Linked DNA regions of Mus musculus: regions 1 and 3 are each linked to region 2. Evidence: chromatin loops called from intact Hi-C (ENCODE). Cell type or tissue: left cerebral cortex. All regions are shown on one strand.

What was found. Hi-C counts contacts between places; a loop is a spot of excess contacts. Peaks named below come from ENCODE experiments on the same cell type or tissue, not always from the same donor. Only the 100,000 strongest peaks of a DNase experiment are listed, where the experiment ranks them.
Region 1: a loop joins it to region 2, with 2.8 times the contacts of the local background. A loop is called at or near these places in 6 of 42 quality-filtered maps.
Region 3: it touches region 2 in a loop (2.2-fold over the local background); 2 of 42 quality-filtered maps call a loop at or near these places.

Annotation. Positions count from the first base shown.
Region 1 is chr12:31,929,454-31,934,453 of GRCm38, forward strand. All of the region lies in intron 22 of Cog5 (component of oligomeric golgi complex 5), which reads left to right. Hbp1 (high mobility group box transcription factor 1) reads right to left here. Exons shown (of 11, transcript NM_153198.3): 7 at 4,832-4,988; 8 at 3,904-4,048; 9 at 1,229-1,552. Among named protein-coding and RNA genes, the nearest start is that of Hbp1, 18 kb to the right of the region's middle. In left cerebral cortex, a CTCF peak has its summit at 2,579 (motif pointing left); no DNase peak of the experiment used is centred here.
Region 2 is chr12:31,631,583-31,636,582 of GRCm38, forward strand. It overlaps Bcap29 (B cell receptor associated protein 29), which reads right to left and starts at 3,076. Exons shown (of 8, transcript NM_001164090.1): 1 at 3,023-3,076; 2 at 2,681-2,798. The coding sequence starts at 2,772. In left cerebral cortex, no CTCF peak of the experiment used is centred here; DNase peaks (open chromatin) are centred at 2,837, 3,091 and 3,418; H3K4me3 peaks cover 1,482 bases; H3K27ac peaks cover 1,144 bases.
Region 3 is chr12:31,372,208-31,377,207 of GRCm38, forward strand. No RefSeq gene overlaps it. Among named protein-coding and RNA genes, the nearest start is that of Dld, 23 kb to the left of the region's middle. In left cerebral cortex, CTCF peaks have their summits at 2,552 (motif pointing right) and 4,342; DNase peaks (open chromatin) are centred at 2,570 and 4,354; H3K4me3 peaks cover 220 bases.

The DNA of each region.
Region 1 (5,000 bases), 300 kb after region 2:
ATTAAAGATAGCATAAAATAGCTGACATATCTGCCATCTAAACCACAGGAATAGACACATAGCAGTCTCAGTCCCCCAGAGTTAGAATGTTTCAAATGGGGTGCTGATGCATTCTTGATGTTTTCTCTTAGGTTAAACATGGCGGGCAGTGTGAGGTGCGCTATGATTCAGTCTAGACTCCTTCCTCGCTTAAGTTTCAACCTCATTAATGTATATGCCAACTGGCCTAATAGCTTTCTATATGTCTACATTCTGCCCCTAAGAAAAAACTTCCTTATTCATGGAATAAAGATCTACCTCTATAGAAGAAAAAAAAACCCAAACTGGTTTTTGATTTGGAAAAAGGTCCATTTGACTCATTTCCCGTTAATGTGTTACTCATATACAAACAATACAAAAATGCAATGGAAAGTGAGAGTTATGAGTTATATGGGAGTTATCTTTGATAAATAGATCCTAAAATAGAAAAACAAAAAAGTGGAAATGAGACAGCTACTCTTAAGAAAGACCTTTCCTCCAGAATTAAAGTAAACCCAGAGAGCTATTGGCATTCCAGTGTTTACAAAGTCTTTTTAATATAATACAAGAACACAAGTACCATTTCTAGATGTCAGAGGACACATTTAATAAGCAAGTACCAGACAGGTATGAAAAGAGAAACACATGCCCCATCTGTCAGGAAGTCTCTAAGATGACCTGGGGGGGGGGGGTAAGTCATTCTTAAAATGCTTTTACATTTTAGAAGTATGTTTTCTGCTAAACTATAATATATTCCTGACCAGAGACTACTCCAATGTGAATTAAAAAAATTACAGGGTCTCACTACTTAGCCCTAGCTACCCTCAATTCCAGTTCTAAAGAAATCACCAAATACTAGGACAAGGCTATTCTGTACAAACACATCAACTCTTAAAGATGCACTTGGAATGCAAAGCTTCTTTCTAAAATGTAGGTAGTATTAGAATTACTTCTTTGAGGAGCTGGAGAAATGGCTCAGCAGTTAAAAGCACTGACTGCTCTGCTCTTCCAGAGGACCCAGGTTCATATCCTGGCACCCACATAGCAGCTCATAGTACAATCTATATATTATAAAAACTATATATGTAAAGTCAACATAAGAAAATGGGAAGAAATCAACAAACGACACTGAAGGAGTTTATTTTGCAGGCACAGTTACTGTGAACTGCCCTGACAAGTCAAGAGTTGCAGTCATTACTATTTTATTTACCTGTTATCTTTCCCTGGATACATCTGAGTATATTCAACTCTGTATTTTTTGGCAAAAAGCATGAAGGCATTCATTGGTCTTTTGCACTTATTAGGAGAAGTGGCACTCACAGTCCCTGAGCTGTGGCTTTTGACAGCTTTAGCATACAAAGAACTAGAAGAGAGCTGTGATGATCCAGGTGAACCACAGCTTTTACTGAATTCAGATCCCGAAAACTCTTGACCAGTACCAGGTCCTCCTCCACAAGACAGAGATGCACGGCGCTGACGAGCCATACTACTCAAAACATAGACCGCAGAAGAGTCCATAGGTGTGAAGTCATAGCTAGAGAATTAACAAAATTAGACTGAGGTTATAAAGTATCTAAGACAGAAATTTAAAAATCTTGCATTTGACTGAAACCTTCACTGCCCCTTACCTGATGTGTCTTTACCAGCTTCTGCCACTACACTTAGTAGGAAACCTCATATATGCAACTGAAAACATCTTTACAAAGCCAACCTCTACGCCCCACAAAAGAAGTCATAACCAGCATATCTCCTTCATAGCAGTTAACGTCTACAGACCCCATACGTGTCCTTCGCTCCTTCACTCTTCTAGATTCACTTTTTAACAAATTTGATCATCTCATTTCTTGCCTAGAAGTATAGACCTAGGAAACTAAAATGGAGTGGGCTATAGTTCAGGCCTGAAAGCTAACTGAACAACAAGAGCTAGTAGAGGAGGGCAGCCTGTTCAGCCCAGTACTCCTAGCATTTAGAAAACTCAGGCAGATGGATCTCTACATAGAGGCAAACCTGAGCACCACAGAAGGTTCAAGGCCAACCTGCCCTAAGATGAGACCTTGTCTCCAAAACTGGCTATGGAATGGGATAACTTAAACAACATAGCAATGTGAGATTTGTATAGATACAGAAAGTTGTAATATATTCAGGTCCACCTATGTATAGTTAGTATCTTAACCCACCCATATCAGTAAAGGCCACATTCTGTTATATAAGTTCAATTTGCATAAGCACCAAAGCACCAAAACAAACTAGGCATAGTCCTGCTCTTCAGCAAGCCTGGAGTTGGGGAGTCCATCTGGTCCTCTATATGAAGAAAGAGGCCAGCCAAAATATAATGCCAAGGATCCTCACCCATAAACCAGTACCTTCATAATTCCAATGGAAAAATTCAAAAGTAATCAAGCCACCACCATATTAATTATTAACTCAAAAATCAAAGCTAATATATATCATACCCTTAAACTATCTGAAGCCCTTACCAAATGAAGTTTAATATAAAATCCAGTAAAATACCAGTAGAATAGAGTAAGCTAGTTACTAAAATTTGAAAACTCTACCATCTAGTGGAGAAATCTGTCATTTCAATACAAATTAATTTGGTTTCATAAACTTAGTAACCATACCCAGAACAAGCACTGAAGCAGTGACTATATTCTCAGACAGCTTACATGCCTCGCCGTACCCGCTGTCAGCACCTTTAATCCTAGTACATGTTGGTCTTCAAACACCTTCCATGTTTAGGTATACTCTCCCCTTTTAAAGATTTAGTTTATTACTTTTAACTGTGTATTTGGCATGTCTACAAACAGATGCCTATGGAGGCCAGAGGCAATTTGGGGCTTGAGTTACAGACCGCTCTGAGCTGCCTGGTATGGGTACTTAGACCAGCACCTGGGTCCTCTGGAAGTGCTCTTCATCAGTGAGCCATCTTCCACCTGCTTCATCACTACTCTGAAACACACTCTACAATAATGTAGAGCCTGTTAATAAAGTCACATGGATTAACTCATTTAGTCTTCTTACATGAATCACTACTAAAGACACTATCTTTGTACAATGAATTTAAAAACTACAGAAAAGTAACTTTACTACACTGTACCTAAGCTTCCACAGCCAGCCTTCAGTGCAGCCAGGAGGACGAGAAGGCAGATAGTCCAGCTCTAGAGCTTATGCCCCTACCAGGCCCAAGGCTTGTCAGGCAAGCCTTGAATTTCATAGTGAGCCTGAACCATGAGCACATGATGTCATTTTAAAACTGGAATTTTGGTATATGCCAGGAAGAGAATCTTATTTGGCCAGGCTATCAATAAAAAAATCCTGTGTCATGAGAGTCTAACAAACTTCTCTGACAAAAACATTTCATACATTTGTATTATTTATTCCTGGAAGCTTAAGATATGCTGAGAGAAGACTCAAAAAAATAGGGCTTGTTATTTCTTCTGGGGTTTTCCCTTCTTTGACTGCTTCGTATCCTTTTGCCATCATAAACTGTGACATGAACATAGATGCATTTGTCTCATGAGTCCACCTAGTACAATCCAGTTTAGCAATATTGATATGGCCTGTGAACAATTCAGTTACAGAGCTATTTACATAATTTTATACTCATTTACAACAATTTATTTTATGAGCCAGCAAAATGAGTCTTTCTCAACTGCTCTCTATCATCTCTAACTGGACTGACAAGCTAACCAGCTTGCTTGGCAGAGCCCTTGCCTCCTTGTTCCCACTGCTGGAATCACAGGCAGGCCACTACAGGGGATGGGCATACTCGGATAGAAAGGGGGCCAGTGCCCAACCCCTTAAACCTTAGCTTTAGTTGGACTTCAGTTATAACTCAGCTATCACTAGGGAAGAAACTTTAACAGAAAAAAAATGCATCTTTACCTTTTAAATGTATCAAAAACACCTGAATCATCGAAATTAATGGCATCAGGGTGTCCAGGAGGTAGACATACGTCACCAATATGAATTTCACAACATGGAATGCCATGCTGTACCACAGTCAAGCTTGGATAAAATGACGACCAACCTAGAGTTAGACAACAGATGAACATGAGGAAAAAAGAACAAGTCTACTTAGGTCTGACACACCACGTCTCTCACTTTCAAATAAAACCATTGCTAGGATTAACACTTCTGTTTCAGCTATGTAAAAACCCCCACAACTAGTTTAATTCAGTATTTTATTTATAAACCTCTATCAGATACTGACCACTTTTAAACATCTGCAAAAACACTGAAGTAATAAACTATGAAATAGCCTACAAATTAATAAATTATGCTTTACACGGTATTTCTGTAGTAAAGCTCTAAAGAGCAACTCTGGCTTAATAGGTAAATACAAACAAAAATAATGACTACCAAGCCCACCACTTCTCACATTATACCTGAGAGCTTACAGTATGCTACATGAATGACATTTCTCATGCACATGGCAACATTTTTTCTGATCATGGCTAAGGTACTTAAACACTATTAAATATAACTGTAAACATCTGTTGAATTTTATTTGGTTTGAAATAAATTTTCATTATTTTTCTTAAAGCCACAAAATGTAAGAAGTTTTCTTTAAAGTTTTTATCAACTCGGAGCTAAAGATGGCTCAGCAGTTAAGAGCACTGGCTGACCCTGTCTCGAAAAACAAAAACAAAACAAAAAAGCACTGGCTGGTCTTCTAGAAATCTGGGGTTCACTTGGCAACTCACAACCAGTTGTTAACTGAAGTACCAAAGTATCGGATATCCATGCAGGTGAAACACGCACAAATATGAAAATAATAGTAAAGTTGGTATAAATTCAATTGAAGCCCTACCTTTATTTTTAACATAGAAAGGGTGGTCCAGCTTGCACTCTACAGTGAGCAAGCCATCTTCTACTGTACCAGGATCAAATGTCAACTTCAGTACAGACTCACCGAATGACACACTCTCTTCATGGGATAACAACTTTAGACCATCAGACCCATAGCCCTGAAAGCATAT
Region 2 (5,000 bases):
CTCTGCAGCCAGCACACCTGACTTTTCCCCACGGATTTTAGGAATCAAACTGAGGTTCTCCATCTCGTATGGCAGGCAATTTACCAATCTGACCAGCCCAACAGAAAATTCTTAATCTGTCACATCTTGGATGAAAGCTATTTCTTTTTCCCTAAAACTGTCTCAGAAATGTCGGAAGTCTTTTGATCTAACAATTAGGAACACCTAATTCTCTGTTTATTAGACACAGTGCCTTGCTGGGCAGCCTCTGCTGGCATGGAACTTGCCAGAGCTGTGTCTGAAGTTGCAGTCCTCTTGCTTCAGCCTGCAAAGTGCTGCAGATAGACGCATGCGCGGCCATGTCTGGCTTCTGCAGGTTGATTTTTATGTGATGTGCTTCTCCCATCTACACTAAGTAATGTAAAAAAAAGTAATTTCTCTCTTTAACCCAAAAAGGAATCTAAAATGACTGAGATATGGCATATATGCAAAATGAAAAAAAAACAAGCTTTTACGAATAAACATTTACACATGTAAATGCTCATATAATTTACTCATTACCTAGGCCAAGGTCTGAACACAGAGGAAATGAGATGAACAGTCTAGACAGAGTGAGCGGCACAAGCCAAGCCACAGAAACGATGAGTTACAAGTGGCTGAGCCATCCGTCCTGTAACTGGAAAGGTCTCAAACGCTGCACCTTAGCATTTTAAACTCATAATACATTGGGTCAAAAGGAGGTATCAAGGTGATTAGTGTGTGACTACACTTCACAAACACAACTGACAATTGTCACTTTAAGATATGACAAATTATTAATACACTCTGAAAGGAATGATCAGTAGTAACCTCCAGCTGAAGGGGAGGAGACAGACACAGGTGAATCAGTGCTTTTTGCCTTGTTGACCAAACTCAAAGCATTTTCTATAGGCACTATTTAAATTTAACACTACAAACATTTAAAAAAAAAAAGAATATAAATGGTAATAGCTTGTTGTAGGTTCAAATGTAAATTTGTTCACCTCTTCAAGAGTCAATAAAAGAGGGAATATAAGAACCTCCCAGAAGGGCCATCTAGGAGTTTTCAGTAGACTGAATTTAAGAGCAGATAATAACTATTATTTATTGAGTTGATGTATTATTGGTTGGAACACATGCACCATCTCGTCTAATTACCACAATATCATATGAAGTCTATACCACTATTACCAGGAAAACTGACCAGAGAAGGGAAAAAATTTCTGAGTCATACAACAGGAAGTCAAATGAAAGCCGTTATTCTGAGCATGCATGAACCATCAACCACTTCACTACAGGAGAAAAGACTAGACAGACTAAATGAAGACTTTGAAAGATTATGACTGACATACACACTGTGGATAAACACATGGAGGGGCACAGATGATTCCTGTACATGTGTACCACATGTTCTTACATGACAATATTCATATGTCATGTGCACCGATTCACACTTTCATCTAACAGCTACTAGATCAGGATGGGTACAAAACTGTAAATGGCAAGAAGAAAAAGACTGCTCTATCAATCCTCCTGATGACTTCTTTTTATCAAAGCTCTAAGCCTTATTTATAAATCTGTTGTGCATAAAAAAAATGACTTCTTGAATATGTGTGAGACTGTCATAAGTAGTACCAAATATGTCTGCTTGAAATCTGAGGTAGAAAGAACAGGGACAGCATTGTGTGACTGTAAGCTAAGGATCTCATCTGGAGTCTGACACTGACCAGTTAGGTGACTTAGGTTATGGAACAGAGCCTTTCTGGCCTTAAGCATGTGATCTATAGAACCCATGGTTGGTGGGAAGAACTTGGTACATCCCTTCCTACAGTATGAGTTACTGCTTCTTGTGAGGGAAGGAAAGGGCATGGTGTGGAGACCAGGACAGAGAAGAGCTGCAAACCAAGCAGATGAGGAGTTTCAAGTTTTTGAAAGACTGCGTGGACCCTGAGCCAGTCCATTTTATTGTCCCAAGTAAACAGTTTTGCACCCATCCTTTTATTTCTCTGCTCAAATGCAGGGCAGTTTAGGGGAAGGGGAGGGAGAGAGGAAGAGGGGGAAGAGGAAGGAGAGAAATGAAGAGGCGGTGGGGGGTGGGGGAAGAGGATGAAGGGGGAGGAAGGAGAGAGGAGAGAGAGAATATAGATATATAGACAGGAAAGATGTCCAAGGCATAACCATGGCTTTATTATACCTGTAATCAAGACACCCACCCCCCAAAAAAACCTAGGTTCTTTTAAAAAGGAGGTGAAAATCTATTTGTACACAGAATCAAGCTTTATATAAAGTAGAATTTTAATAGTTACCAGATTGCAAATTTGAGTTTCATTTTTAAAGACTACCTTTTATATAATTGGCTCCCATCTTTTATTTAATTATCCATTTGTTGTATGTATGCATGTGTATTCATCATGTGTTTATGTGCGTGCATGGGTGTTTCTGGGCGTCCCAGGGTGGAAGTGTGGCGGTCAGAAGACAACTTTGTGGAGTCGGTTCCCCTTCCACCAGGTGGTTTCTGGGTATCGAACTGAAATTCTCTCCCTTGGCTGCAAGGGCCCTTTACCTACTGAGCCACCCCGCCGGCCCTCCCAAAACTTTCTAACCTTACAAAGAGCATCGCACGCCGTAGCCTGAAGAAGCTAATCAAACATTTGGTACTGTTAAGGATCTGACGGTTTCCTACCTCTGTGGAGGAATAAAGGGCAGACAGAAGAGTAAAATGAGTCCTATTTCAGCATAAAGAAAGCTGGCAACCGCCGCCCATTGGATTGTCATCGTTTTGTTTTGTTTTTTCTTCACACCTATACAGAGAAAGATTTCAATTTTAGAGAAACATGGGTGAACGGCCAGACACGCGGCGTGGGGCCTGCCGGGAGTTCGCCTAACTCCGGGTGACGAGGCAGTGCGCCGGACGGCCCCGCAGGTTCTTCCCCGGTCCCGAGGTGGCTCGGGCCGCAGAACGCCGCGGCCCGAGCCGCCGGACGCGAGGTCAGCAGCGGGGCCGCCCGCCGCCCGTCAGGCTTACCCGCCGCCGATCGCTCCGCGTGCCCCGCCGCCCGCCTGCGCGCGCACGTCCCACGCCGCCGGGAGCGCGCCGGGCCCGGCTGAGGTCACACTGGCGCGACCGCGCCTCCCGCGGCCCTTGTTTCCTGGTGCGCGGCGTGAGGCGGCCGAGGCTCCTCCACGTGGGCTCGGTATCCCCGGAGGGCTGATCCCCGATGCGGCTGATGCCGGATGACGGGAGCCAGGGCCCGGGTCTATGGTGGGACCCAGCCAGGTGCCCTAGGGTGGTAACCTGCCTCCCTGCCCGGAGCTAAACTGAATTTAAGTCATGGCCCAGGCCTGGGGGGTCTGTGGAGCGTTTTGTGTTTTGCATGCTGTTTTCCTGGTCCTACCGTGCCCATAGGCAAGACCAGGCAACTTGTGGGAACTGCTGGGTCTACTCCTTTACCTAACCATATTCCCTTAGGTAACTAGATAGGCCCCAGAAACCTTTGAGGGTGGATGCTCTCATGCTTGGTTAACTTTGCATTCCACCTCTGGTTTCCCTGGTAACACTAGAAAGAAAAACCTAACTACTGCCTCTCCTTAGGCTTTCTGGTCAATTCCTGTAATATCCCTGCTCCAAGTAGAGACTTGGCATCCCGATAACATTACATACTACATTACATACTGTCTCCATTAAGCTGGCCAGGAGTTCACTATCCAGGAAAAAGGATTCACTTGGAGATGTGTTAAAGAGGTGGGAGGGATAATTATTCCATTAATACGACGCAGCACTTACACATCCCAAGATGGCACTCCTTGAAGGAGCTTCCTTCTGCCCTGTGGCAGTAGTAAGCTTGCTTGGTTTTCTGGGTTCTAATTCAGAAAAGCCTAACACCTGCCTCTGTTTTTCTTTAGTGGATGGCCAAAAGCCTAAGCAAGCTTTCTGCTGATAATGGGCTTTCTCATTTCTGAATACCTGCCCCCTCCCGGAAGTACTGGTAGACCTTCATTTCTGAACAAGGCAGTGTTATTGGACCCTTTATGCCTAAAGATGTAACTTTTGTCTTTTTCCTCCTCTTCTCCATCCCCTTGGCTACCTTTTTTTTTTGTTTTGTTTTGTTTGTTTTTAATTCCAAATTAATAGTATTGCCCTTTAAAAAAAGCTTTGGCATTCTTTTATTAACAAAACTAGGAATCTAAAAGGGAACTCCAAATACTTCCAGGTTTTCAACATATGTGAATATTTGCAAATCTCAGAATGTAACTTCAAAAGGTTAAAAATCCCCTGTAAGGCTGTTGTGCAGTTGCTCAGATGCTTAATTTAATCATGACTTTTGAGCAGCCCATGTTCATTTGGGTTTGTAGTGTCCTTCTGCTAAGTGTCTATTAGAAATGTCTATGCGCCGGGAATGGTGGCGCATGCCTTTAATCCCAGCACTTGGGAGGCAGAGGCAGGCAAATTTCTGAGTTCGAGGCCAGCCTGGTCTACAGAGTGAGTTCCAGGACAGCCAGGGCTATACAGAGAAACCCTGTCTCGAAAAAACAAAAAACAAAAAAACAAAACAAAAAAATGTCTGTGCTTAAATCTATGGTACGCTCTTTAGAACCTTCTTTGCGAGTGCACATGTATATGGTGGTGGAGGGCAAAGGTGGATGGCAATGTCTCCCTCACCACTTGCTCACGTTTTCTTGTTTTCTCGTTTTCTTGTTTCTTGTTTTCTTGTTTTGGAGAGTGTTTCTGAAGCTTCTGTGACTACATGAAACTCCAGCTCGAAAACAATAAACTCCAATTCTGCTTCTTACTAAGCCTCTGAAATTCCTCCCCCACCCCTGCCACTTTTCTTTTTTCTCTTGGTGGCACAGTCAAGAATTCCTGTTTCACCCAAGTAGAGGTCTCTGAAAAGAATTTGCACGTGGGGTTACATCTCAGCTCTTACTGCCGTCACTGTTAACACAAACACTGCTATAGGATACAACTATATTGGGAACATTACATGTTAAAAGAATAAGTAAGC
Region 3 (5,000 bases), 260 kb before region 2:
TGGCCCGCACAGTGACCCTGGTGCCGACACCATCAGCCCATCACTTCTGGTAATAAAGTAGGAGACTTCTGCTTTTATAAGATTAAGCTGCTATTTGAAGCTCTTGAGCCTGATAAGTGATTAATGCCAACATCATAGCCAGGGTTTCAGCTTCCAAGCACGGCCATTTTTTTTTTTTTTTTTTTTTTTTTTTTTTTGTGGAATTTGAAGCAACACAATTACACTGTTGGTCGGCTCAATCAATTGAAAGAGCCAATCTGACTACCCCCTCAGCAAAGCGGAGATAAGAGGAGCTGGGGAACTGAAGTGTGTCTCTCATGCCATTTCCTGCCAGCTTAAGAAGGATTGCCTCTTCACAGTCTTTGTCCTGGCAGAATTAAAGCTCTCCAAGTGGAAAAGGCACTTGAGGGTAAATACCTTGAAAATGTGTGTGATTTTCCCCATTCACTATGCTTCATCTGATGTTCCAGTGAAGTGGTTCTCCCTAGCCACCGAGACACTGCAAGGAAAAATGAAGTTAAATTGATCAAAACATTAGGGTCACATAAGTAAATAAATGGATGTTGAGACTGGAAGATCATTGTTATGCACAGGATTAATGGAACTAGAGATAATGTAGAAAAATGGAAGTCTCAGAAAAACTATAGGAGGCTGGAAGAGACGGCTCAGTGATTGAGAGTACTTGCTGCTCCTGCAAAGCATCCCATTTCCAGCACCAGCATGGCAGACAACGACTGTCTGTAACTCTAGTTCCAGAGGATCTGACATTCTGATCTCTGTGGACATGCCATGCGCTTGGTACCCATACATGGATGCATGCAAAATGCTCATACAAATGATGGTGGCGGTGATGATGGTGATGGTGATCATTTCTAAAGGAGAAAAGTTATTATGTTCTTGACATGACAGGGTTTAAAGAGGAACAAAGGAGCATGTTTGAAAGGTAACTAGATGTAACTGGATGTAACTGGATGTAACTAGATTAAATGGAGGCAATGTCAGAGCTATAACTACTGTAGAAACACCACTATTCTTGGGGCTATTAAGTGGGTTTTCTAATGTAGAACTTCTGAATGACCGGTCTTAATGAAAGTGGGGGTTTGGATTGCAGGTGACTGCCACGATGCCCAGACCTTTATGTGGGTGTTAAGACCCAAATTCAGTTCCTCATGCTTGCTCAGCAAGGACTTCACCAAGTGTTCCATTTCACCCAGTCCCTTTGATGTCTATGTCTCTGAAGGAATTTCCTTAGAATGTCTAACTAAATATATTCCTATTTAATTATTTTCTGTAAGTGCACTAGCCAATTATTTATTTTTTAATTTTTAAAGGTGTACTCATCATACTTTATATGAGTAGATGTCTTCCCTGCATGTGTATATATGTGCACCGTGCCTGTTAGACTCCCTGCAACTGGAGTTATGAATGGTTGTAAGCCACCCTATGGGTGCTGGGACTTAAACAAGAGCAATAAGTACTCTGAGCCTCTGAAATATCTCTCCAGCCCTGCCAATTCATTTTTTAGCTTATCTTTTTGCTTCGTTTTGTAGGTTGGTTGGTTTATTTATTTATTTAGAGATGGAGGCTTACTATGTAGCCATAGCTGGTCTGTTTACTACATAGAACAGGCTGGCCTCAGATCTGAGTAGTCTACTTGCCTCTGTCTTTCAAATGCTGGGATCACAGGTGTGAGCCAGCATGCCTTTTTTTTTTTTTTTTTTTTTTTTTTTTTTTTTTTTGTCCTTTGAGTTTGTCTTTTAAGAAGGCAATTATAACCTGCCCGGAAACAATGAAGTTCTAACCCACAGTAGTAAGTAACAGAGTAGCATGTAGTAGCCACGGTGTGTACAGTACTACACAGAATGTTGGGAAGAATTTGCAATTTTGTTGCTCTTTTTACTCTTTGGAGAGTAATTTAAAATATACTTCAAAGAGACAAACTAGCATAATGGTCCCCCTGCACCTCTTGTCCAGTGTCAACAATGACTACATTGTGGCCAGTATTTCTTCAACTTGTCACTTTTGGGTGAAATTCCAGTCATCAAACCCTTCGTCCATAAGTAGTTCAGGATACAACTACAAAGAGGAGAGTTTTGAACCAGACATTAAAAAAATGAATTTAATAAGGCATTGTGTAAATTTTAAGATTTGTTTTATAATAACATTACAATGTTCTTCAAATATACCAAGCAGTGTCTTCACAAGCCACAGAGGTGAGAGTGCCATCCAGTACTTAATGGCTGAAGAAAGCTTGGGATGTAAGAGAATCTTCTCCATTTGTGTTCTTTTAAAGAAGTGGAAAATACACAGAAACAGAAACATGAATACTTGCAGTGTGTAGCTGACTGCCATGAAAGGTGGAGAAAACCCTGTGAGGGACATCGGTAAGATGATCCACAGTAACCCCATGAAAATTTCCTAGGCTCTGTAATGCATCAAAATTCCAAAAAGAAAGTCACTTCAAGAGCCTGTGAAAGAAGACTGCCAGAAACGTCAAGGGCTCACAAACGCCCAGCGTCCTTTTTGTTTATATGGTTGTGATATAATATAACCAGCAGAGGGCAGCAGTGCAGCAGTAACAGCAGCATCTGTGTAACCCTGGCTCCGCCCAGTATCAATCCCGCCTTCATTCCTGACAGCTCACACCGGTCATCAGGCCTTTCTCCTCTGACCACTCCAAAGGTGAGTTTGGAAGCACAGAGGAGTAAAGGTGTCTCAAGGATACTGTTTCTCAAAGGATGTCTCATCCCACCCTCCAGTGGATTGTGGTTGAAAACTCAGTTAAAATGATAGGTTTTGCTGTCTCAGAAATGTTGATTACATGTTAAAATAATAACATTGTATTTAATTGGTTAAAAAAAAATCAATCTCTCTCTTGCACACATGCACACACACACACACACACATCTTGCTGTGTAGCCTTCTCATAATCCTCCTGCCTAAGCCTCCCAAACGCTGTGTAGTGATTACATGTGTGAAAACACACCCAAGACCCCGTTCCTTTTTTACTTTTTAAAAAAACACATGACTGTTAGAATATAATTTATATATGTTGCCTTTATCTGTCTGCACGTCAGTGGCTATCAATTTATCTGTATTGGACATCTCTGCTCTGAAAACTACGGATGAGGTAGGCTGACTTCTTGACAGGCTTCAAATTGGCAGTTCAGGAGACTAGGCCTAAATCTTTGTTACTACGAACTGGGCAAGTCTGGGCAAGTCCAGGCCCTGCCCCCTGGCCTGAGGCAAGGACAAAGGGTCAGCCGCAGTTTCCAGACTTCCTCAGCAACAGTTTCCAGTCCCCCACCCCCACCCCAGCAATGGGTTCTGGAATGTCTCTAGAGATAGAGCCAACGATTAAGATAGAGGTCACCTACCCCTCCCCAGAATTCCCCTAATATGCTTTAAGTCTGGACTGGAAGCTTACTGGGGCACCTCCATCATGGTAGATGGTAGACCCCAGCATGCAGATGTCTGCAGAATAAAACACTCTCTGCTTTTGCATACTATTTGAGTCTGGGGTATGATTCTTTGGTGAGTCATGGACCCTTACATGGGTAGGGCTTGATACTCAAGCGTGGCCACAGTCGTTAGTTCACAGACTTACATCACAGGAAGGAGGGGGGAGGAGAAGGAAGAGGAGGAGGAGGAGGGAGAGGAGAAGGAGGAGGAGGAGAAAGAGATGAAGACTTTAGATGCTCAAGTGGACACAGAGATAAGACATTGCACTGTTTTACTCCAAGTACATTAGAATAGATCAAATAAAAAGGAATTTAGAGCCAATCAAAATAAAGAAGCAGCTTCGGAATGACTCAGAGTCCTCAAGGAAGCCATGCTTGTGCTTGGCTCTACCCCTGCATGCTTCAGGTCTAACTAGCTAACATATATTGTTTTGCACACAAAAAAATTGGGGGGTGGGGGTGGGCGTGGAATCTCTATTAGCTGCAACAAAAAGACTTCTGACTAGTACACCTTGGCATTGATGGAGTGGCAAACAAATAGTTAAAAACAGAGGGAGCGAGGCTGGGAAACAAATAGTTAAAAACAGGAAGCGAGGCTGGGAAACAAATAGTTAAAAACAGAGGGAGCGAGGCTAGGAAAGAAATAGTTAAAAACAGAGGAAGCGAGGCTGGGAAAGAAATAGTTAAAAACAGAGGAAGCGAGGCTGGGAAACAAATAGTTAAAAACAGAGGCAGCAAGGCTGGGAAAAGGCTTAGCTGGTAAAGGGCTTGCCCGGCAGGCGTGGGGACCTCAGTTTCAATCTCCAGCATCCTTGTAAATAAACCTCACTACCGCAGCACACACCGTAATCCCAGCATAGGGAGGTAGAGGGAGCTCCCTGTCCCGCCAAAATAAGCAAAACAAACGAGTTGTAGGTTCAGCGAGAGATTCCCGTCCCTTCCTGAAGAAGACATTTGACACCAACCTCTGGCTTCCCTATACACCCCCCCACACACATGCGCCTGCATACACACATGCATAAATAAGGAAATTACTGTTCAAATGGATGAAAGCTAAGTGGCAAGGATACATTAACATGCTATTTGGTGATAAATAGATCAGCTAAGGTTTGCTCAAAGAAAGAAGCGGGCATCCTGTGGTTGTTTGATTGTCTTGGGTAGCCCTGGAATGTTCGCTCTGCCTGTTTCTCTGGCTTGGGATCAACAAGAAAGAGTATTTCCTTATCTCTTTCCCTCAAGAGGATTGCTTTTCAGAGTTTCTCTTATCTTAAAAGGATGAATTCTTGAAGTACCTAAATCAGAGTGTTGAGTGTTTGAACTATATTAACATCTATGAAATCGGAGAAGAGACTGTGCGACCATTCGACCATTCGACCACGCAAGGTAAAGGTCAGTGCTTGAGGCACTAGGGAGTAAATAAGAGAAAACTGAGCATGTTCTCAGCTTCCTGGCTCGGGATCCTTAGACTTAGGAAAGACTAGAAGAGTCGACACAGTGGGGGCAGGTGTCTGGGTTGAGGCTCACAAGCCGTTTGTGTAT